Regions from separate parts of the Mus musculus genome. Here region 1 is linked to region 2. Evidence: chromatin loops called from intact Hi-C (ENCODE). Cell type or tissue: left cerebral cortex. All regions are shown on one strand. Each heading gives the region's core, and the rest is flanking DNA. Links, peaks and the distances in the headings are about the cores only.

Region 1 (11,693 bases), core at 3,424-7,423, 95 kb before region 2:
ACAAATAGCGGTAAGTTCTGGCGAGCATGTGGCATCTTAGAACCCTTTGAGTGCTGTTGAGAATACAGAACAGTAGTCTGTGAATGTTTCACAAAATGTGGTCCTCCGTAGCAGAAAGATAAAAAGAGTGTAAGAGCCAGAAGACAGGGGTACTGTAGAAAGCTGTCTGCCAGGCAGGACATGTTTGTTGCACCCTTGATCTCACAGCAGCTGTGGTTACATAACTTTGGACCCACAGGTAGTCTGTCATGGAAGCGGGAGGGGCTTGTGAGGTCCCACCCCTTCCTGAGGAACTACTGACCATTAATAGTTGTCAAGGAAGGGAGAGTGGTGTAGCCAGTGGTAAGCTGTCCATGCTTTATTAAATACCCCATACCCATACTCTTAAAGCAACCCTAATCCAACTGAGTGGGGCATGTGCACACGTATATACACATGCACACACACACACATGCACACACACACACATGCACACACACACACATGCACACACACACATGCACACACACACACATGCACACACACACACATGCACACACACACACGACATGGAAATAGCGAGACTACTTGGGAAGAAGAAGCGATTCATGGGGGGGGGAGACAGTAATTGAGATGAACATTAAAATTCATTATATACACATATGAAATTGTCAGAAAGTAATTAATAAAAAAAACCACACTTATGAAGCCCAGCAGTCAAGTTTTTTGGAATTCACTCAAGTGAGCTGAAACTATATCGACACTAAAACCCACACACAAATATTTATAGCATCTTTATTCATAATTGGCAAAACTTAGAAGCAACCAAGATATCCTTCAACAGCTGAATCAACACTATGACACATCCATACAATACGTGAATTTTAAGGACTTCTTTTCTTGGTGCCCCAAACAGAATCTAAGTACCAGGTGGCCATGTGTACCAGGTTGATAAGGTCAGCCCCTGACACAGATTCCTTTTCTTCTCCCCATCTGTGACACAATGACATTCAAACATACCAGTGAATTTCCTTCACACTTTGTGTGTGTACTCACCTTAGCCCCCAAGAAAAGCACTCGCATATGGCCTAGATCTCTACTCTGCCTCTAACCTCCCTCTCTGACTCTTCTTCATCTTCTCCCCTCTCTCCCTCTTCCTTCTCGGTTCATCTTTCCCTATCCCTCTCCATCTTCTCTCCTTCCCCTCCTTTTGTCTTTCCTTTCTCTCTCCTCTCCTCTCCTCTCCTCTCCTCTCCTCTCCTCTCCTCTCCTCTCCTCTCCTCTCCTCTCCTCTCCTCTTCTCTCCTCTCCTCACCTCTTTCCCTCCACATCTGCTTGGGTAAGCCTGTACATTAGAAGTTCCTCTTAGATGCCTCCTCCGTGCCATGTCATATCTCCCTCTGCAGAACCTATTATTATAGCATCCCTTTAATTCCTGCATCAATAGAACCGGTCCTTAAAGACTCCATAGGTAAGATGTACTGTATTTGCCATATGCACTAATAAGAAATATTACTCAGTAATAAAAAATGATCAGACCACCAAAAGATGCAAAGGAACCTTAACTTCATATTGCTAAGTCTGAGAAGTCAACTTACTGTGTTAATCCAAGTAGTTAGCATTCTGGAGAAAGGTAACTATGGAAACAAAGGATGGATCACGGCAAGGAGTTCAGAAAAGGAGCATAATGTGTGACATGTGGGAATTGGGGGCAATAAAACAGCGGCCCTACACTAGTAGCTACATGGCATTTATCAAACTTGATAGTACCTACAATACCAACAGTGATTCCTAGTGTAAAGATAGCCTTTAGCCAATAACAATGTGTGAATATTGGTTCATTCACAGAATGGAATGTGTTCAGAAAACAGACCACATTAATATAAGGAATTTAAAATGGAGAAATTTGGGGTAGGAGTAGAGTTACAAGTTCACAGTTATAAGGAAAAATACAAAAGGCCCAACTATATATTAGTCAGAAGAGACATACCTTGGATGGAACTAAAAACATGCCATCCCCAAAACTGTGGCTATACTAAGATGAGATAAAGTGGACCCAAGGCACATAATGTCCTCAGAGATAACCAAGTTTATTCTAAATGACAGTTTGTGTTCCCCATGACAGAGCCTCAGACACACAAACATAATTAACAGAACTCACGGGAGAAGTAACCAGTCCACACACACGGTGTCTTCTCTCTCAGTGGATTGGTAGAACCACAAGACAAAACTCAACAAGAATCCAGAGAATCAGAACAGCTACATCAAACCACTCTGATGTTACCGACATTTGTATCATGCTAGTCCGACAACTGCATCATATCAACTCTTCTCAGGCATACAGAGATCACTTACCAAGCTAGACCATATACCAGATCAGAAAGCAAGCCTTGAAACATTTAAACATTCCACTCACACTATGCACTGACTGCTTTAAGTTAGAAAACAACAGAGACAGAGCTAGACCTCCAATTATTTGTGTATTAAGCAAAACACTCCTAAGTAATTACGGGTCAAAAGGAGATATCAGTCATGATATTAGAAAAAAATTCTACCGGATTGCTAATCATTTTAAAAATGAATTTAAAGGGAAATTAGAGATTGATGTGCTTATATTGAAAAATAAAATTTAAAAATTATGTATATAAGTTTCCATTTTAAGAAGAACAAAAAAAAAATGGGTGTGTTGGTACACACTGGCAAGCAGATCTCCGAGAGTTCAAGGCCAGCCTGGTCTACATAGTGAATTCCAGGTCAACCAGGGCTACATAGTAAGATCCAGTCTCAAAACAAAGAAAGCTAAAATAATAATAATAATAATAATAATAATAATAATAATAATAATAATAATAATTAAGAATGAATTGAATTCAGTATAAGAAGAAATAATGGAAATCAACTAAACAAAAACACACTAGACAAAGAGGTAGTTGGAAAAGGGAAGCTGGCCCTGCCTTTGGGAACCTAAGAGAATTAAATGTGATGCAGAATTCTGGATGGGATTCTGGCACAGAAAGCAGAGAGGTTGGAGAAAAGCTACAGAAATATGAAGACGGTGTTGGTGTTCATGCATATAATAATAATGTAAATTGTCAATAACAGGAGAGCTGGGCACAGGGTATTGAGAATTCTGTGAGATATTTGCAGTGTTTGTCTAAATCAAAGCTGTTTTCCTTTTCATTTGATGGGGCTGGGATAAGCCTTATCCCAAAGCGTGAAAAGGAAATTAATAGCTAAAGCAATAATGCGTGGTTGAGTTCTTGCTCTGCCAGCGTGAGGACCAGAGATTGAATCCCAGGATTCCTGGGCGTGGCTGTCCATGCTTGTGGCTCCACCATTGCAGGGCAGAAGCAGCCAGATGAGGGGAGCTGGAGGGTCAGCCAGGCTATCCATAACAGTGAGCTTCCAATTCACTGAGAGAGGCTGCCTTGAGGGAATAAGGTAGAGAGTGACAGGGAATGACAGCCGACATCTTGCTCTGGCCTCCACATGTGCATATGTGCACAATGGGTTCGCCGGTATGATCGCATGCATGGTGCACACACCAATACCACATGTGCCGACATAACCATAAAGTACTTGTGGGCAGCGGAGATGGCTCATCGAGGAAGAGTACCTGCTAAGTAAACATGAGAAGCCGAGTTTGAATCCACAACACCCACATTAAAAAAGCTTCATGTATCAGCACATGTGCCTGTGACACTCAGTGCTCTTAGGTGGAAACAGGAGTGTGCCTTATAGTTTGTTGGCTGCTAGGCCAGCTGCAGGTGGGCTGAGAGACTTGCTTCCAGAGAACAAGGCAAAGGATGATACCCACATCTGCTTCTGACCTCTGTTCAGGCTTTCAGAGGTAGATAAGCAAGTAAGGCAGATTGTCAGAGTAATCAGTGTTGGTTTTCTTCTATAAACTACATGCCTTCACTTGCTTTTGCGTTAGGTCTTTGGGCAGAGGATAATATAGAGAATACCCTAGGATTATCATCATCAGTACCACACTTTGAAAACATGTTCATGTGGCCTGGGTTCTTGTTATTACAAAGCAACTGACGATGAAAAAGGCTAATTGGTTTTCTTTTTTTTTTTTTTTTTTTTTTCCATTTTTTATTAGGTATTTCGCTCATTTACATTTGCAATGCTATACCAAAAGTCCCCCATAGCCACCCACCCCCTCTCCCCTACCCACCCACTCCCCTTTTATGGCCCTGGCGTTCCCCTGTACTGGGGCATATAAAGTTTGCGTGTCCAATGGGCCTCTCTTTCCAGTGATGGCCGACTAGGCCATCTTTTGATGCATATGCAGCTAGAGTCAAGAGCTCCGGGGTACTGGTTAGTTCATAATGTTGTTCCACCTATAGGGTTGCAGATCCCTTTAGCTTCTTTGGTACTTTCTCTAGCTCCTTCATTGGGGGCCATGTGATCCATCCAATAGCCGACTGTGAGCATCCACTTCTATGTTTGCTAGGCCCAGGCATACTCTGACAAGAGACAACTATATCAGGGTCCGAAAAAGGCTAATTGGTTTTCTTAAAGCTATAGGGACCATCTCTAGGAATGGAACCCAGGAAGTTAAACCAAGTGAGTAAAATCTGTTTCTTTTGTTCCTCCGTCTCCCTGTGGGAAACCTAATTCAAAGAGAAAAGAACCAAAAATCGGAATCACTGTTGTGGTCAACAGCTAAGTCAGAAATATCTTAAAATCAAAGTCTGTCCCAGACAATGGTAACCAAGGACGTAGCTACTGGAAAGAAGGGAGGGAACAGTTAAAAGAGGCTCCAAGGAACAGATGGTCTTCTCTACTGTATCCCTCCTCCTTTCCTCTCTTTCCTACACTCAACCACCTACCCATCCAATCACACACACACATACACACATACACACACACACACACACACACACACACACACACACTTCATGAGCTCTCTTCACTCTGCCAGCAACTGACAGCTAATCCACCGATAGAGAAATCTGTCTTCTTTCCGTTTCGGGTTGCTCATTGACAATCCACCCACTGGCATGAATATAAACAGACACATAAATTTAAAATGATCTCAGTACAACAGACAAGATACAGCTAACAGTCTGGTGATGGTGAGCTGTGGTAACAGGTAAGCCTGGAAGCAGCCCAGAAGATGGACTCCAGAGCCAGGATGCTCATTCCCAAAGGCAAAGCTGTCCAGCCAGGAGAGTAGAGTCAGGTCAATCTGGGAAGTGGAGGGAGCGTCTTGCTCATAGGTGACTGCCGCTACCTCTTTAGAATAGCAAAGAAAAGACGTGGCAGACTAGAAACAGGCAAAGGCCAATTTACACAGAGACCCAAAATGTTAGTCTCAGAGGAAAACAAAAATTCTGAGAGAAAGACAGACTGACCCAGCTTGCTTCAGACTTTACCAGTTTTAGCAAGGAAATGCCCAGGTCCCTGAAATCCTTCAGTCCAAAGCAAACAGAACGGTTGGCTGCTGAAGTTTGAGAATCCCCTTGAATACCAGAAATGGAAGATAAAGAGGTAAATAACAGGATTCACTCTAACACATATGTGATGCAAAACTTCAGCCCCAGAACCTGTCCATCTCCCCGAATCACAGGAAAAGGCCTCCTGGAGTCCATTGTCATGGCAAAGAGTTCTGGGAGAATGTTATCACTGGATCAATAAGTGATGGGGATTTCCCCTGCTGGTAGACCAGTAGTACTTCAGGCCTTGCGGCTCCTTGCTCCCCAGTCCCCACTCTTGGTTCTTGTGCTTCTTTTCTTCAAAGAGAAGATAAGACAGAGCAGAACACCAGGAAGTAAAATTATCAACCTGGCTTTGTTTCCCAAAAGCTGATGCTCTGAAGGAAAAAGAAAGCAAGTTTTGACCCTGGCTCTTGATGAGTCAATATATCAGAGAGAAGGTGACTTTGTAGAATAGTTTGACCATCAAAAGCAGAAACAGTGAACCGAAGGTTCCCATGACCCAACTTGTCATAGTAACAGAGTCACTAGAGCTCACGTGGACAAATGTCTCTGAACTACCCTTTTGGTTTGTGAGGTTGATCCATGCTTGATGAGTGAGGTTCTTTTATTTTTAAAGATTTACTTATTTTTATCTTATATATATATATGGTGGTTTTGACTGCATGTATGTTTTTGTACCCTATGTGTGCATTGCCCATGAAGGCCAGAAACTGGAATTAAAGGTTAACTACCATATAGATGCTGAAAATCAAACTTGGGTCCTCTGGAAAAGTAGCCAATGCTCTTAACCACTGAGCCATCTCTCTAATCCCAGGGAGTAGATTCTTTAAGACTCCTCTCACACACTAACAATAACAAAGATGTTCCAGTCTGATATTCTTGCACATGACTAAGGCAATAAATACACTGCAAGATGATGAATAAAGTTCACATCTATTGAGTAATTGTACTGACAGCTTTGTCCACAACCTTATAATAATTACATGAGGTCTTTTTTTATAATGGCTGCTATACCAAAATACCACAAATGTCTGCTGTCTGAAAACAACAGACATTCATTAATTCATGATTCAAGAGAGAATCAGAGACAGAGACAGATATATTTATGAAAATATGGGTGCTGGTGTGGTGTTGGAATATGTGCAGGCTAGAAGCCAGGTATCCTTCCCTATGACTCTGCCTTATTCCATGTAAGCAGCTTTCTCCCTGAACCTGAAGCTCATGGTTTTTGGGGTTAGACTGGCAGCCAGCAAGTCGCAGAGATCTTCCTAACTGCCCCACTCCCAGCCCCTTACCAGCACTGACCTTATAGACACTTGAGCAGTCACACTTGGCTTCTTACATGTGTGCTGGGATCTGAACTCAGGTCCTCAAGGTTGTGTGCAAACACTCCTAATGCCAAGGAAACCTTCTGAAGGGCTCTGAGGAAGGGTAAACCCTGCCTCCTTTCCAGCTTCTGGTAATTGCTAGCTGACATCCTAGGCATCTGTCAACTTGTCAGCTGTGAAACACTTTGTGTCTTCACACCATCTTGTTTATGCCTAAGCCTTTCATAACTATAACTATATATAAATATGTGTGTGTATGTATGTATGTATATATATATATATATATATATATATATATATAACAACTTAGTCTAGCTTAAGCTACACTAGATTTTTATTTAACTAATTGTGACCTGCAATGAAACTATTAATATTTCCAAATAATAGCCATTTTCTGAAGTTTGGTGAAGGCCATGAATTTTAGTTGGGGGAAAAATACTCAACACAGTATGTTATCTAGGGAGCATTTCAGGCTGTACCCCTTAGGCCAGTGTCAGTAACCTCAGTCCCTAGCCTTTGGAGATCCTTAAAGATCTCCAGGTAATTCTACTTCGTAGGCAAATTTGAGAACCATTCTGAGGACATTGCATGCACTGTCCCCAGTCATCTTCAGTGTAAATTCTTAGCCCGCCATTAGCAACCCTATTTTGGAGCTAAGAACCCTGAGACCTGAAAAAGTCAAACAAGCTTGGCTAATTTGCACAGGTGGTTTATTATTTAGTTTCACCTAGCTGTGACCAAACACCTGAAAAAACAAGGAAAAGAGAATTATTTCACCTCATGGTTCCAAAGATTTCAGTCCATTTGGGCCAGGATGGTGGGTCACAATGGCTGACATCATGGTGGACAAGACACAGAATAGCATCATAGGAAGAAAGAAAGGCAGGAAATAGCCATCAAGTATAAGCCCCCAGTGGTGTATTTCCTCCAATCAGACCGTACCTCCCACATTTCCATCACCTCCTAACAGTCTATGGCATTTTAATCCACTACAAAGTAAACCTTTCATCAGGTACAACTCTCAAGACCTAACTATCTCTAGAAACACCCCCATAGACACATTCAGGGGTGTGCTTTACAAATGCCTTAGGCACTTCTCTATTAATCAAGTTGAGACCAGCCATCACTGCTAACGGTCATAGGGTGGGAAGCAGGGTTGGACCTAGACATTTGGACACGAAGCCCATAGCTTGACCCATAGCTGAGCTTTCTATAACTCTGATGGAAGGCACCCATCCCCCGTCAGCAACTGGCATGGGGTTTTCTTTGGGAAGCCACCTCTTTTCTGGCTTTGATCCTAGCCACACTCCCCCTCTCCACCCCACCCCCACCTCCTATTCCCAGCTAGGCTCCTCCATCTGGCTCTGTTCTTAGGAATCAGAAGACAACATTTTCTCTGCGTTGTCGCCACTTTCAGCCCTCCATGCAACTGGGGCTTTTAATAGTAACATCTGTGCTTGGGCTCCCCCATCCCCCAAAATAAAGAGCCCCTTGCATCCACAATGGCAAAAGTTGCTCAAAACCAAAGATAACACTTCCACAGCCCTGACTTATAGACAGCAAACCTCTGGGAGGGACCTGGGCCATCCAAAGACCTCTCAGCATGTGAGTTGGCTGCAACCCCCAGGGGTGCCTTTTGGCTGGTCCCCAGTACCTCACCACTGCTGAGGGGCCAGACCAGGCTAGCTAGCAGGATCCTGCTGCTTTTGAGTGATTCAGACAGCTCAACTGTTATTTTCAGAATCAGAGCGGCACCGCCTAGGGTACACCAACAAAGGTTAAGTTCACAGTTATGTCACACTGTCCCTTAAAATATATACAGAGAGAACCTGAAACACTCATGCATTGTTGGTGAGGAGAAAAAAAAAAATGTTCCAACTACTCTGGGAAAGCTATGCAGCAACTTAAAAGACAAAATATACAGCTACCTGTGATGGTTGAATCTTGGCTGTCAGCTGGACAGCATCTAGAGCCACCAAGATCCAAGCTGCTGGGCACTCCTGCAAGAGGATTTTATAATCAATTATTTGAAGCAGGAATATCCACCCTCAATCTGGACCACAAAGTCCAGCCATGCTACTCTGTCCATGAGCACAGGACCAGACAAGGATAAACTAAGACCTGCAGAGCTGAGAGCATTGTCCAGAGAGTAGAACTGGAGTTAGAAAGAAGAGAAGTAAGGTTATTTTGCTCATAAGTCTTTTAATTCCATGACTCTGGACTCACTGTGTGTCTGTCTGTCTGTGTGTCTGTCTCTCTGTCTGTCTGTCTCTGTAACTTCAAGGTAAACTATTTTTTAAATCGAATCAAAACTTTGTAGCTCACAGGGATGTTATGTGAGTGTACACAGAGCAGAGCATGATCCTCATCAAGTGTCTGAGACCCCACCCATGAATATCAAGGACTTTGGGATCATCGTTTTCACAGTGATGAAATTCTACAGCCCTTACTTCTCATACTGCCCAGCAAAATATCATACAGAGGAGCTCTGGGAAGGAAAGGGTTATTCTGGCTCATGGTGTAAGAAGAGAGACAGACCATCAAGTCAGGGAAGGCGTGACAGCAGTGGAGAGTGAGTAGGTGGATCCCACGGTGGTGGAGCATGCGTAGACAGATCACATCATATCTGCAGTGGAGATGGCAGTTGGGGTCTACTCAATTGATCTCGGATGACCTCACCGCCTCAAAATCCTTAATCTAAATCACTTTGACAAAAGCCCTGTTTCTTTCCTTTAACTTTGAGCCTGGGTTCCAAGAATTGGGACTCAGACATCACATCTTGGAGGCCGTCATTCAGCCAACTACAGACAGCAGCATCTCAACACCGTTTCATTCCTGGACCACGGCTCTCCTGGGCTCCAGGTGACTCTGTCATCAGTTGATGGAGGGATCCCATTGGTGCCATTTTTCATCCCATCCCCCATTCTCCCAGTCTATACCAAGGCTCTGCCTGCAAGGAGCCTGGGAGGACCTCCTCTGGCTTCTTTGAAATGAGAAGGTACTTGAAGCACCCTTAACTGAGGTCACATAGCCGGTCTGTGCCTGTTCAGAGGCAGCTAGATTTCTCAACAGAAGCCATTCTCACAATGCCACTCCCAACACTCACTGTGCCATCCTATCTCACCAACCCTGCACCCCTCCCAGCAAAGCCTGCAGACACTTCCTTTCTTCTTTGTCTGTGTAGGAATAAGTACTTTGTCTTCAAATCTGATGCCCACATTGTTGCTTTTAAAGGCAGTCTTCTGGCTGAGTGTAATGCTAATCCTTGTTGTCTTCATATTCTCCCAGAATTCCTTTATTTAAGTTGAAACTGCTTACTCCCACTTGCCTTTTTGTAACCTTTGAACTTATAAATGTTGTGTTGTATCTGTGAATACAATCTCAAAGTTTTATAGGATCCTATACATCCTATTCCAGGATAGTCTAATGGACCTCTCTTTTTTCATGTATGACAACTAACTCAACTATCTATCTTTCTCACACACAGACATACACACATACATACACTTATACACACACACACCATTGATGTTTTCTAAATGCTGTTGATGAAGTGCATTCTGTGAACTGTAATACAGTCTGATCTATCTGGACAGAGACGGTCACTCATGTGTGTTTCTCCTGAGTTTCTGAATATGTTGATGTCACCTTCAATTGCTCAAGGCACCCAGAGGTGTCTGTGTGCCTGAAAACAGCAGACTTTTTCAGGTTGAATGCAAAATGAATGGCAGGGATAATAGTTTGTGACATTCAAAAATTAGACTCTGGTGCCAATCAGCCCTGAAAACATACATTAACTGAACAGAGTGTGTGTGTGTGTGTGTGTGTGTGTGTGTGTGTGTGTGTGTGTGTGTGAGAGAGAGAGAGAGAGAGAGAGAGAGAGAGAGAGAGAGAGAGAGAGAGAAAGAGAGAGGGAGAGAGAGAGAGGGAGGGAGAGAGAGAGAGAGAGAGGTGATAACAATTGGTGAACAAAGAGGCCTTGAATTTGAGGGTGAGCAGAGAGGCATATATGGGGAGATGGAGGGAGGGGAGAGAGAACACAGTAATTCAATGATAATGTCCAAATTTTTAAAAAGAAACCTGGACTTATGCCACAAGACATTACCCAGGTGATTGTCCTGGGTTTACATTTCTAGCTAGGTATGATGGCACCTACTGTACTCTAACACTCTGGACACCGAGGCAGAATGATCACAAGTTCATGAGCATCCTGGGCTACGCAGTGAGACCTTGTCCAATATAAGCACTATCTTGACCCTCTTCTATCTTCTTCTTCCCTTTCATCATCAAGGATTGCTTGGATAGTGCTTAACAATAGAGCATGTCCCTGAACCACTGAGGACTGAAGGGAGACAGCACCAATACACGAAAATCCCACTGACACTTAAGACTGCATGCCGCGCTAGACGGCTTTCTACTACACTGATAAAATCCCTGAGCTAAGCAGCTCAAAAGTTTGTGTTAGCTCACAGGTGCGGAAGATTCAGACCGTGGTCAGTTGGTCTTATTGTCATTCAGCTGCCATGAGGCAGAAGACCATGGCACATAGCACATGATAGAGCAGACTGCTTGCCTTGCAAGAAAAGAGAGAAAGGAACTGTTTCCTCACTGTCCCCTCAAGGGCATCTCTCCAGTGACCTACCCTCCTCTCGCCCAACTCCACCTTTTAAAGGCCCACCCCCTTCCATAGGCTAACCACACATGGTTCTTGAGAGACTTTTTTTTTTTTTGGCCTCAAGTTTATTTGTAAAAACAGCATAGGATACTGGTCATCTGCAAATAGCATGTGGGTAGATGTGTCACAGCAGTCCATCTGTCTTCACGTGCAGGAGTCTTTTCAATGGGGCCTTCACAGGGGCCTGGGCACCTTCGGGAGCCTGGGCTGGAGCTTTGGCCTCTGCCTTGGTTTGAACCTTGGGCTTTGGTTGGCAAAGCC
Region 2 (11,693 bases), core at 4,701-8,700:
CACGGGGAAGGAGTGGTTAATAAAGGTTCCCGTAAAACAGACTGTTGAGAAGGATCCGGCGTGGATTCAGAACTCTTCAGCTGGGGAACGGTACTGATGAAGAGAAAGAAGAAAGAGGAAGACTGAATAAACTGCTGTTAGAAGGACTGGTGGTCGCATCATTCTTGCTGGTCGAGAGCGGGCGCGACAATTGGTGGCCCGTACGGGGAACCGACTCCCCCACCGAGTTCAGAACTTTCAGCAGTCAGTGGTTGCCGGCAGGGTAAGTTCACGGTGAGTGAAACTTGCGACCCCAGGAGTTTGGGAAGGACCTCGGATAAATTAGAGGTGAGCATAAAGTTGCCAGGAAGTAGGCACAAAGTAACCCAGGAGTTTGGGAAGGACCTCGGATAAAATAGAGGCGAATATAACGTTGCCAGGAAGCAGGTACAAGGTAACTAAAGGTTCATGGCTTTGGGACAAGTTAAGGTTCACGGTTTCAGGATAGATTAAGGAACTATGATAACCTCAGTGTAGTGATCAATAGATCCTCGCTGTGTAGTTATGCTTTTTTCTCCCATTGACCCTTTGTGGGTAGGTCTGATAGTTTTGGTCTTGTTTGTTCTGATATATGGACTCTGTTACTGTTTGAAACTGTGTGTAGAGGCAGTCAAGACAGGTCAGAAAATCCTTACAGAGCAACAAGAAAGTATGTCGGAAGAGGAAAAGGGCTTAAAAAGAAAAAGGAAAAAGAAAGGAGACACAGTGTTATCAGGTGGACAGAAAGGACAAAATAAAAGAGCTGAGGTGGAGGAGGAAGGCAAATTAGCTTTTGTGCCGCCTCCCTATGCCTCCTCAGCAGCCACCTGTAGGTGGACCTTCTGTCTGGAGATTTGGAGAGGATCGACAGGATCAGGTGTTGACGTGGGCGAGAGGGTCTGTTTGTGTGTTTCCACAGGACCAGACGGAACCTCTTTGGGTGCCGGAGAGATTGGTGAGACGCTGCAAGAATGAGGCTCCTGATCCAGTTGCCCCTGTGGATGTGGTGGATGGTCCCACAAGCACAAACGATGGAGCAGAGATGGGAGATCCTTTCGGTATTCCAGAAGCCGATACCAGCTCGACATGACATTCAAATTTTTCCACGCTTTTTGATCCCTGAATTCCCCTTAAAGAGATAGCCCCTCTGGCTATCTATCCCTTGCTTCAGGGAAGATGAGCGGGGATGAGAGCCCTGGGATGTATGCTTGTTATAGTGTGTGTGTGTTGTGTGTTTGGCACATGTGTTAGGTGCAGAGTGTGCGGCCCGCACTTTCGCCATGGTAGCGTAGGCTTTTGCTGCAGTGGAGGCGGGACAATCTCCTCAGATTCAGTTTGCCGCTCTAAAAGAAATTATGCTGCGTTATGCCGTGGGGTGCGAGGCTAAGCACTGCACAGAGGATAGCTTGCTGTTGGCATCCTGTGGAAGGCACGTCTGATTGCATGAAGGTTCAGTGTCCTAGTTCCCTTCCCCCAGGAAAAACGACACGGGAGCTGGCCAAGACCTCTCTGGGTGATGAGCCTAAGGGATGGTTTTGTGTAGGGCCCCTATGCTTGCACACTGGGGATCAGACCTCTACCTTCACCCATGAGGCTTGCTTGCAGCAATTAAGATCTGGCCATAGGTTAATTAACATCCTGGCCTTTTGATGCACCTGCCGCAAGCAAAACACAATCTCCCCAGGTGTGGCTTGGCATAATAGAGAGGTAGTCAGTGATAAGACTCCCTGGGCATGTCACCAACCTAAGACAGGGATCAAACCAATGCTGTTTGTCTCCCAAGGACGGGTAAGGGGCATGGCTGCGGGGGGCTATCTACAGACATTCTCTCTGCCAAAAAAGAAAAAAGGGGGAATTGTGGGGAGCGGGTGTGGCGGCAGTCCCAAAGGTGTCAGGTACTGCAGCTAAGTCATATGACTTGCACCTGACTTCCTCATATAAGACACAAACATCTTGAGTGCTGCGCAGGTGTACCAGGATTCAGGTGAATCCAATTTGGTGGAGATTTGCCCCTGCTGCCCTGATTAGCTGAAGCTGCGTGCCTGGTGAGGTGGCGTGGCCTGCTGTGCGTGGATGGGAACTGAGAGTATATAAGAGTGAGAGGCCCGGGTTAGAGGGAGGATTATTATTCGAGAGAGGATTGTTATTATTGGGAGATATAAACGAGGGAGAGATATAAAAACAAGGGAGATATAAACAAGGGAGATATAAACAAGAAGAAATAGGACTGAATAAACGTGTGCAGAAGGATCCTGTAGCAGCGTCGTTCTTGCTGGCGAGTTGGGGGCGCGCTCGACACCACTTAATCCTTCCCAACCAGTTCCACCAACTGGGAGCCAATCTTTAAGACATGAGCCTATGGAGGTGGGGTGGGGCGGCATTCTTATTTAAACTGACACAATGCCAGTTTTAAAGGGGCCTGCATGAAAAAGCCAATGTTAAGGAATTGATGGGAGGAAAGATAGGTATAGTTGAGGGAGAATTAAAGGAGCCTGAAAAGCCTAGAAAAACTTACTTATGTGATATAATAATGGTTTTATTACCAAAAAAAGTTAAAATTCATTTTATCCAGTCTTTTTTTTTTTACTCCAACACAAAGCACTGGGTTCAAATCCTTACTCTGCCTCTTCCCAAGTAGAGTAGCTCCCATAAGTCTTCCTGAGTCTCAGTAAGTCAAAATTGGGTTTAATGGCAGATTTCCTGGGGAAAAAAATAACAACACATTAACTAGGATAGTTTATTTCTCTGTAATATAAAATTTTAGAGACTCTAGCTGTACACCTGGCCACATTGGGTGGACTAAGCTACTGCCACTTTCAATGTTGTCATAAAGTATGACCTCAGCAACATGGCCCTCCACAGGATGGAAGAAGGAAGTGGTAGAAGGGACACAGGTAAGTATTGGCATGTCATAGGCATTTACAGTAAGCCACCTCCATGTGTTTATAATCTAAATCCCACTGGCCATTTATCACTGATGGCCACACTTACCAGCAAAGGAGTAGAACCTACCATCTTCAGGCTGAGCAGCCGTACAGCTACTCGTACTGGAGAACAGAAAGCAAATACTAGGAGACAACTGACTGTTTCAACCACACTTCAGTTTACTTTAGGATGGATCTAAGATGAGCTGCACGAAGTGTATCTGAGACACTAACAACAATAGGAGACAAAATTCTATGAGCAGGAGTATTAAAAACAAAAAACAAACAAAACAAAAAACAAAAAACAACAATCAGAATGACAGAGCAGATGTTGATTATCAAATATGGACTTAATATGCTTTAGAGAAAGTTCTTTTCAGTAAAGTGGGGACTAAAGATGTGACTTTTGCCTGATATACATGAAACACTGCATTTGATTCCCAACACTGGAAAGAAGGGAGGGAGGAAGGAAGGGAGCAGGGAAGGAGGGAGGGAAGATAGAAGGAAGATGTGGGAGAGAGGATATGAAAGGTTAAATAGCAGATTAGATTGAATTGAAGAAAGAATTAGCTAAACACAAGACAGATATCTTGGTTAGTGTTTCCCTTGAAGCCAGTTTTGATGAGGGAACTGGAGCAAGGAATTTACATGGCTTTCCTCTGTTCACACAGTTACTATGACATATGTAGTAAAACTAGAAAGAACTGAAGTCAAATTAGTGGTTGTCTCTAAAAAGGATTTAGGGTTAGAGGGGTGACATCATGCTCTTCTAGAGTACCCAGGATCAGTACCCAGAACCCATGGTGGCTTACAGCTGCCTGTAACAGCTCCTGAGAATCTGACATCCTCTTCGGGCTTCTGCAGACACCTATACCCACACATGGCATGCATCATTCACACAGACACACACATACATATCATTCTTTCCAAAAGCTTCAAGCATCCTGGAAACATTCTTTTCATGCAGGGAGATGCATGCATCTTAATTTATTACTATTACTTAAATGTGGTGTTATATGCTTTCTTTCGTATGTATGATATGTCTTATAATGTTATCAAAAAGGAAGGCGTAACATAAGCAAACATTAAGAGGTAAAATGAGGGGTGGCTCAGCAGATGAAGGGACCTGCCACAAAAGCCTGACGATGTGAGCTTGATCACCAGAACCCACACTAAGGCGAGATGGGAGGACCCACTCCACCTGTCCTCTGCAAGCACACCATGGTATATACACTCACAACCACAAGCACACACACACACACACACACACACACACACATACACAGTAATTATTATTTTTAAAAGAGGTGAAAGAGAACTTAATGAAATAGTTTATTAGAATCAAAAGTATACAAAAAGAATTCCAATTCATGGGCATATAGCAATATTTCAATCTTGTATAAAAGCCTTACAACTAGGAAAGGACAGCAAAGAAACCTATAACTGACAGAGACACACAGAAGCACACACTAGCTGGTGCTAGAAAGACAGGAATGTTTGCTTCGTGTTTAACGGAAGAGTGGTGAGTGATCTCAGACTCTGGAGTAAGACACGGTCTTGACTTGAGTAATTCCCTGTTTGTGAGACCAGGGATCACTTGTTTCATCTTCATTTCCTCCCGGGTATGACAAAGACCTGAAGTGTGTTGTGAGGTTAAAACAGACGATGTATATAACAACAGGGTGCCCAGCTTATGTTAATAGTACATCTACAAATGTTGGTGGTGTTAGTGGAGCAAACACTGGCTCCTTTCTTCATTTGGAGGCATCTACTCTTGTTTTAAGTGGACCCACACCTCTCTAAATAGAAGCCTACAGCCCCAGCCAAGATAATGAATTCACCCCTGTGACTTTGGGCAGAGTCACAGGGAAGAAGGCATCACCTTCATTGACACTTGACATGCTAGCTACAAGTGTGTAGGCTAGAGCCTAGGAACCAGCCTTGGAGCCATAAAGTAAAGGCTGCCTGAAAGTGAAGTCAAAGCAGGAAACAGCAGAGAGAGATGGGGGAGAAGGAGGAGGAGGAAAAGGAAGAGGAGGAGGAGGGAGGGAGAGAAGAAGGGAAAGAGGGAGGGAGGAACAGATAGAAACAGACAGAGATACACAGAGAGACCTGTGACATCCTTAAATCCAGCCACATCTAGAGAGATCTAGACTTCAAATATATTTCTGTCTCTTCCAAAACTCCTATCTAATGAATGAGTTAACACAGAAAAAAAAAAACCATAGTGAGCCAATTAGCTACTTTTATACTATAAATACACCTTCCATTTCTGTTGTATGCCTTCTTGTTAATTATTTTGCCATTGTTTTTCTATTTTAACTAAGAACTACACCTACCTGCCCCCTTCTCCATGGGGTATTCATTCCATGACCTTCCCCCCCCCCCGTGGATGGTTGAAACTGCAGATAGTATCAGACTCTGTGTATACTGCTTCCTCCTATACATACCTGCCAGGGATGAAATTAAAGTATGCATCAGGCACAGTAAGAGACAGTACAATATAACAAAAAAAAAATGGGGTGATTATAATTATATACTACAGTAAAATTACCAGCATCACAACTCTTATGGGGCCATTGCTAAGTAAATGAATAAGCGTTACTTCAACACAAGCATACGTTACCATGACGGTAAGTCAACCTGATAACCAAGAGGGCTGTACGTGACTAATAGGATGAATTTATATGCTGTGGGGATGCTGGGCCACAGAATGAGTCAAGTCTCTGGCAGAAAGCAGGACAGCCCCGGATTTCACCATTTTCGTTAGTAAATTGTGTTCCTTCACAACTTCATACATGTGCACTATGCATACTGATCAGTTTCTACACACACACACACACACACACACACACACACACACGTGTACCAATGGCTATTCAATTGGCTACCATGCCTTCTTCTCTCTCGGAATCTGTTGGTTGCCAATAAATGGTAAGAGCCTACAAATCCTTTCCCTCCACAGCTGACTGTTAGGACCTGACTTTCGTGGACCCAGTGCCACAGCTACTGTGAGTCTGTGGTCACCGTTGGTTCTTGCTTGTGTTGCTTAGACGATGGTATCTCACAGCCCTCCCCCATCTTTCAGCTCTTAATGGCTTCTTTCCCCCTTTCAGCAGTGTCCCCTGAGGGTGGGAGGAACTCTTGTCTAGAGCCCAGCCCTTTGTCCTCTAGGGACCCTCTAGGACACCCATGGGTTCTTGTGCTTCACTCCAGTCACTGAAAGGAAAGGCTTTTCTGTTTAAGGCTGAGGGTAGCCTTGGTCTGTGGCTATAAACGGGTATTTAGGGGTTAGTTTGATGCTATATCCATCTACTTTTTAGGCTAAAAACATGTGTAGAAGAATAAACATTTTTCTCCCTTATTTCTTGGATTATGCTTTTGCATTTCTGGTTGGATTATTTTTTCCCCTGCAGATTAATTATTATTCCAAGAACTGGGATCTCCAAAACATGTCACACAGCAGCCAGCACACCGCTTCTGATAGCCTATTCCTGGACGCCGTGCAGTTCAGCCGTTTTCACAACTGTTGTTTCTACACGAATTCTCTTCCTCCATGGCTTCGAATGCATCATTTGCTGCCTCCACCCTAGTATCTGTTAGCTGTTATATTTAGCTTTATGGAGTCTTTTCCTGGGCTTTTCACATATTTTTCCCATAAAAGCTCCCTCTTCTTCTACAGAGGAAATATCCCCTTATAATTTTTTTTTCACATTTGGAGCAGATATTTTCTAAAATGGTTCTCTGATTCATACAGCAGATCTATTTTAGATGCAGGCAATCTTCCTGAGTCATCAGAACAGAATAGCATAAATGTGCAGATCTCAAGGTTCAAATCCCAGCCTTGTCACTTATGAGTTCTGTATGCTTGCATAATGTTCTTAAAGGCTGGAAAAGGGTACTCTGTGTCTGGGCTGGTGGCTTTTTGTCAGCTTGGCACAAAGGAGAGCCACCTGGGAATTGTCACCATCAGATTGACCTGTGATCACATCTCTGTTGTTTTTTATTTTTTTATTTTTTTCGGGGGAGGGGTGGGTTTCAAGAAAGGGTTTCTCTGTATAGCCCTGGCTGCCCTGGAACTCACTATGTAGACCAGGCTAGCCCTGCCTCTGCCTCCCAAGTGCTGGAATTAAAGGTGTGAGCCACCACTGCCCGGCTCTGAGATATTTTCTTGGTTGATGTTGAAAGGCCCAGTCCATCCCATCATGGGCAGTGGCATCCCTAAGCAGGGAAACTTGGGACACTCAGGAAAAGTAGCTGAGCAGTCTGGTAAACAGTGTTCCTCCATGGTCTCTGCTTCCGCTCCTGCCTCTGTGTTCCGCCTTAGCATTCCCCAAGGGTGGCTAAATCCTGTAAGCCAAGAGAATACTTGCCTGCCCTAAGTTGCTTTGGGCCATGGTATTTATCACGGTGACAGAAGAGCAAATGAGGCCCATGCCTCCCAGAGTCACTAGGCTAACACACGTAAAATGATCAGAGCCATTGCCGTATACAGGGTGCTGTCAATTTTTTAATAATAACCAAAACAACAGCCAACTCAACCTGTGCTACTGCATGTAATCCTAACACTGTCCACCTCCCCCTAGATTTTATTTGAGATGCACAGTTTCCCCTGGTTCTGCACAAGCTGGGATGAGGTCTTCCTTACAAAAGACAAGCCTGTCTCTTCCTGATTAAAACAGGCTTAAAACTGAAAAAAAAATTTTTTTCAGATATTACCTATGTAACCAAGATACAAGTACAGATGGATACTTGTTTACAGACAAGTAAACATGGATTATTTGATTCAATTTTACAATTCCTATTGCTGACAATCCTTCCAATATAGATAACAGAAGGCCAGACCCTGTAGGCCATCACCACTTGAAGGTCTACATAATAGAAATGTTCCCTGCAACACTAAATAGTGCTTTTAAACTCAAGATTCCATTCCTTTATCCCAATAACTCAAGTCTCATGCCCCCAACCCCTGCCCTGCCAGGCTGGCATAATTGGGGTAAAGAGGCCCACATTCTGCATGTGGGTAGAATGGATCTCATTGTACCAAAAAGACAAGCTGCAATTCTGCACAGCTTCCTCAGGGTGTCTGTGAAGTGTGCCGGGCAGCTAGTAACAGGCATGAAGGGAGCCCAGTTGGCTGCATGGCTGATAGTCCTTCACTCCAGACAGTCAAGGCACCAGAACAGGGTCTAACAGTTGTCAATTTAGGGAGGCAGATTCCCCAAATCTAAATTTAAACAACAACAACAAAAATGTCCATTAAAAAGAGGCACTTACTCCAGAGCTTTCAGTTCTACTGAACTTCTACACAGGGATGAGGACCAACTCCAACTGTGCTGAGACTCAATGAAAAATCCAGAGAACTGGGAAATTGCTGGGAGGTAAGGCTGCCCACCATTGGCAATTGGTTGAAAGGGAAAGTCAGTCTAGAAATTGCCCCAGGGGTGGGGCAGGTCTACTTGGTGCAAACCTGAAGACATGGAATCTTTTTGTCAGCTTACATGGGGTCTGAAATTGAAGATGAACTCTTTGTATTTCTTTCAGTCCATTATTCAGCAGAGTCTCTAAGTGGATCAGGGATCACTGCTCTAAGTAATTACTGTAACCAATCATCATGCCGCAGCCAGGAAGGGTCAAGGAGAAGACGAGCTGGTGAGCCACGTTCTGCTCCGTGAGCCACATTCCACTCCCATCTCCTTTCATGGAAATCCATCCTTCTCGTTCATTCATTTAATAAGCATCTGCAATTGAATTTACTCTGCCACCTGCTGCTCTTCTAGGAAGACCTTCTGGGCTCATTAAGAAAGTAGCTAACAGAATGGAAGGGGTGAGACTGGGGCATACACATAAATGCAAAGGTCAGAGGACACATTCAGGAGTCAGCTCTCTCCTACTGTGGCTTCCAGGTATCAAACTCAGGTCCTCAAGATTTTGTACCAAAAGCTTTTTTTTTTTTTTTTTTTTTTTTTTTGCCAGCTGAGCCATCTCAGTGATCCTTCACCAAGTCTTGCACATACACCAGGCTCTCTTGAAAGTCCTCCCTGGCCCGACTACCGATATTTTGTTTTTCTGTCACTGGAGGCAGACTACCTCACCATGACTTGTAGGAAGGTGATTCTCACACAGCCCTGATGGGTCAATGATGTAAGTGTACAGGAAAGAATACTGTGCCCTTTGTCTCCTCCTAACACTGGCCTAATGGTGCTATTAACTCGTGTTAATAGCAGCTGGGAAGAGGATTTAGGCAATGCAAGGCTAAAAAGAAAAGGGATGTTAGTGTTAGTGTCACTGGGGCACTGGTAGGAGCGGATAGGATAAATGTTAAATAGCCCTAATACCAGGTCTCTTAAAGAGCACACATCCAATAGACATCTACATACATGTGTATATGTCAATAGACACTTTTATATGTAGTTCATATGAATAATAAACACTGTTGAATGCAACTATTTGTTACATAGATGTATGAATACATATGTAATTATTCTCGGACAAAAATCTAGCTGTCTCACCCAGTGTGGCCTTGAAATTCCAATGTAACATAACCTAGGTTAGCCTCAATCCTCCTGCCTCAGCCCCCTAAATGCTGGGACTACAGTTGAGTGACACCATGCCTACTTTATTTAAACTTTTTGAATAAAAAGTGTATTTTGCACCATGAGTGACATGTTTCTATTTGCTACAAATAGTGCCAGAAGTAACCGAAATGTCACCATTGTAACACTCCAGTATTTTTTTTGAAGGAGATTTTATTTTTAAATATCCTAAGTCCTCTTTCAGCTGTGTGTCTCTTCCAGCAAATATAAAATTATCCACTGAAATTTGCAAAGGCTTGTTGTACCTACATGTGCTTGGTATTAAGGACATCTGCTATGTCCTCCGATTGAATTTGGCCAATTCTCTCCCTCATCCCTCCCTCCCTGCCCACCCCCTCCACCCCCCCTAGTTCTTGGATCCTAAATAGATACTAAGTAAAACAATTAACAGTGAGACCTATTAACAGGTCCACCTGTCCCTGGGCAATTAGACAGGAGATTGTTAGGACACTATCTTAGAGTTTCCTTTGCTGAGGTGAAACACCTTAACCAAAAAGCAAGCTGGGGAGAAGGGTTTATTTGGCTTATACTTCCATATTGCTGTTCATTATTGAAGGAAGCCAGGATGGGAAGTGAAACAGAGGCAAAATCCTGGAAGCAGGAGCTGATGCAGAAGCCATCGAGGGGTGCTGCTTACTGGCTTGCTCAGTCTCCCTTCTTATATAATCCAGGACCACCAGCCCAAGCATGGCCCTCCCCTACTGATCACTAAACACCTTACAGCTGGATCTCATAGAGGCATTTTCTCAACTGAGACTCCTTCCTCTCTGACAACTCTAACTTGTGTCAAGTCATCTCACAAAACCAACCAGTACAGATTTTTTAAACACTGTTAAATCACTATTGGTGATGGATCTTTATTGTAATTGCCTCTTTTTTTTTTCCCACCATGTTTCTGATCTGGGCACTAGAAGGGATACTAAAGGCCTCTACCAAGTACCATGTCAGGATGTGACTCTAGCCTCGGCATAACTGCCTCTTTTTAATGGACATTTTTTTCCTTTAAATAAAGATTTGGGGAATTTGACTCCTTAAATTGACAACTGTGAGACCCTGCCCTAGTTCCGTGACTGTCTGGAGTGAAGGACAAGCAGCCAAGCAGCCAACTGGGCTCCCTTAGTGCTCTGGACACTTCACAGACACTTGAGGAATCTGTACAGAAACTACAGCTGTTTGCTGCCAAAGCACACCTCTGACTCCTGAAGTCAGTGTCTGTGGTGGTTTGAATAGGTTTGGTGCCCCATAGACTCGTGTGTTTGAATGCTCAGCCCACAGAGAGTGACACTATTAGGAGGTGTGTCCTTTTTGAAATAGGTGTGGCCTTGTTGGAGGAAGTATGTCATTCTGAGCGCGGGCTTCAAGGTCCTATGCTCAAGTTCTGCCCAGTGCAGAAGTGACAGTCTCCTGGCTGCTCTCTGACAAAGATGTAAAACTCTCATTTCCTTTTCCAGCAGGCTACTATACTTCCTGCCCTGATAATAGACTGAACCTCTGAAACTGTAAGCCAGTCCCAATGAAATGTTTGGCTTTGTAAGAGTTGCCTTGGTCATGGTATCTCTTTACAGCACTAAAACCCAAACTTAAAGAGTATCTTAGCCATTGTTTCCACAGTTTGGACAGGGCATTTACCATCACCTGCCCAGTGAACTGAAGATGACCCCGTAGTCATTCTACCTAGCCCAGGAGGAGCCCTTCTCTTGTGGTCCCCAGCAGAAGTCTTATGAATGGTACAAACAGTCCATTCTTGCTGGAGAACTTCTGTGATTGGTGCAGACACTCGTATCCAACCCCCTTTCTTGTTACCAACTTGGGCTATTTGGCTCACAAGGAGACACCTTTTGTTCTGTCTCGTATTGCCACATTACACTCTATAGAAAGCTTCTCTCAAGTGGTCTTTCCTTGCCTGGTTTTGATCTTACTCATTGCTGGGTGTCTTAGTCACTGTTCTGTTGCTGTGAAGAGACACCATGACCGAGGCAACTCTTGTGAAAGAAGGCATTTAGTTGGGAGCTTGCTTACAGTTTCAGAGATTTAGTCTAGTACCATCATGAGAGGGAACAGGGCAGATACTGGAGCAGTGGCTTAGAGCTACATCCTAGTGTGTAGGCAGACAGAGACAGGCAGACAGACAGACAGACAGACAGACAGACAGACA

The links. Hi-C counts contacts between places; a loop is a spot of excess contacts. Peaks named below come from ENCODE experiments on the same cell type or tissue, not always from the same donor. Only the 100,000 strongest peaks of a DNase experiment are listed, where the experiment ranks them.
Region 1: a loop joins it to region 2, with 2.1 times the contacts of the local background. A loop is called at or near these places in 2 of 42 quality-filtered maps.

Annotation. Positions count from the first base shown.
Region 1 is chr8:34,328,259-34,339,951 of GRCm38, reverse strand. It overlaps the pseudogene Gm4889. Among named protein-coding and RNA genes, the nearest start is that of Gm33831, 53 kb to the left of the region's middle. In left cerebral cortex, for the core only: a CTCF peak has its summit at 5,655; a DNase peak (open chromatin) is centred at 4,882; H3K27ac peaks cover 340 bases.
Region 2 is chr8:34,234,503-34,246,195 of GRCm38, reverse strand. No RefSeq gene overlaps it. Among named protein-coding and RNA genes, the nearest start is that of Gm29243, 24 kb to the right of the region's middle. In left cerebral cortex, for the core only: no CTCF peak of the experiment used is centred there; a DNase peak (open chromatin) is centred at 6,568; H3K27ac peaks cover 883 bases.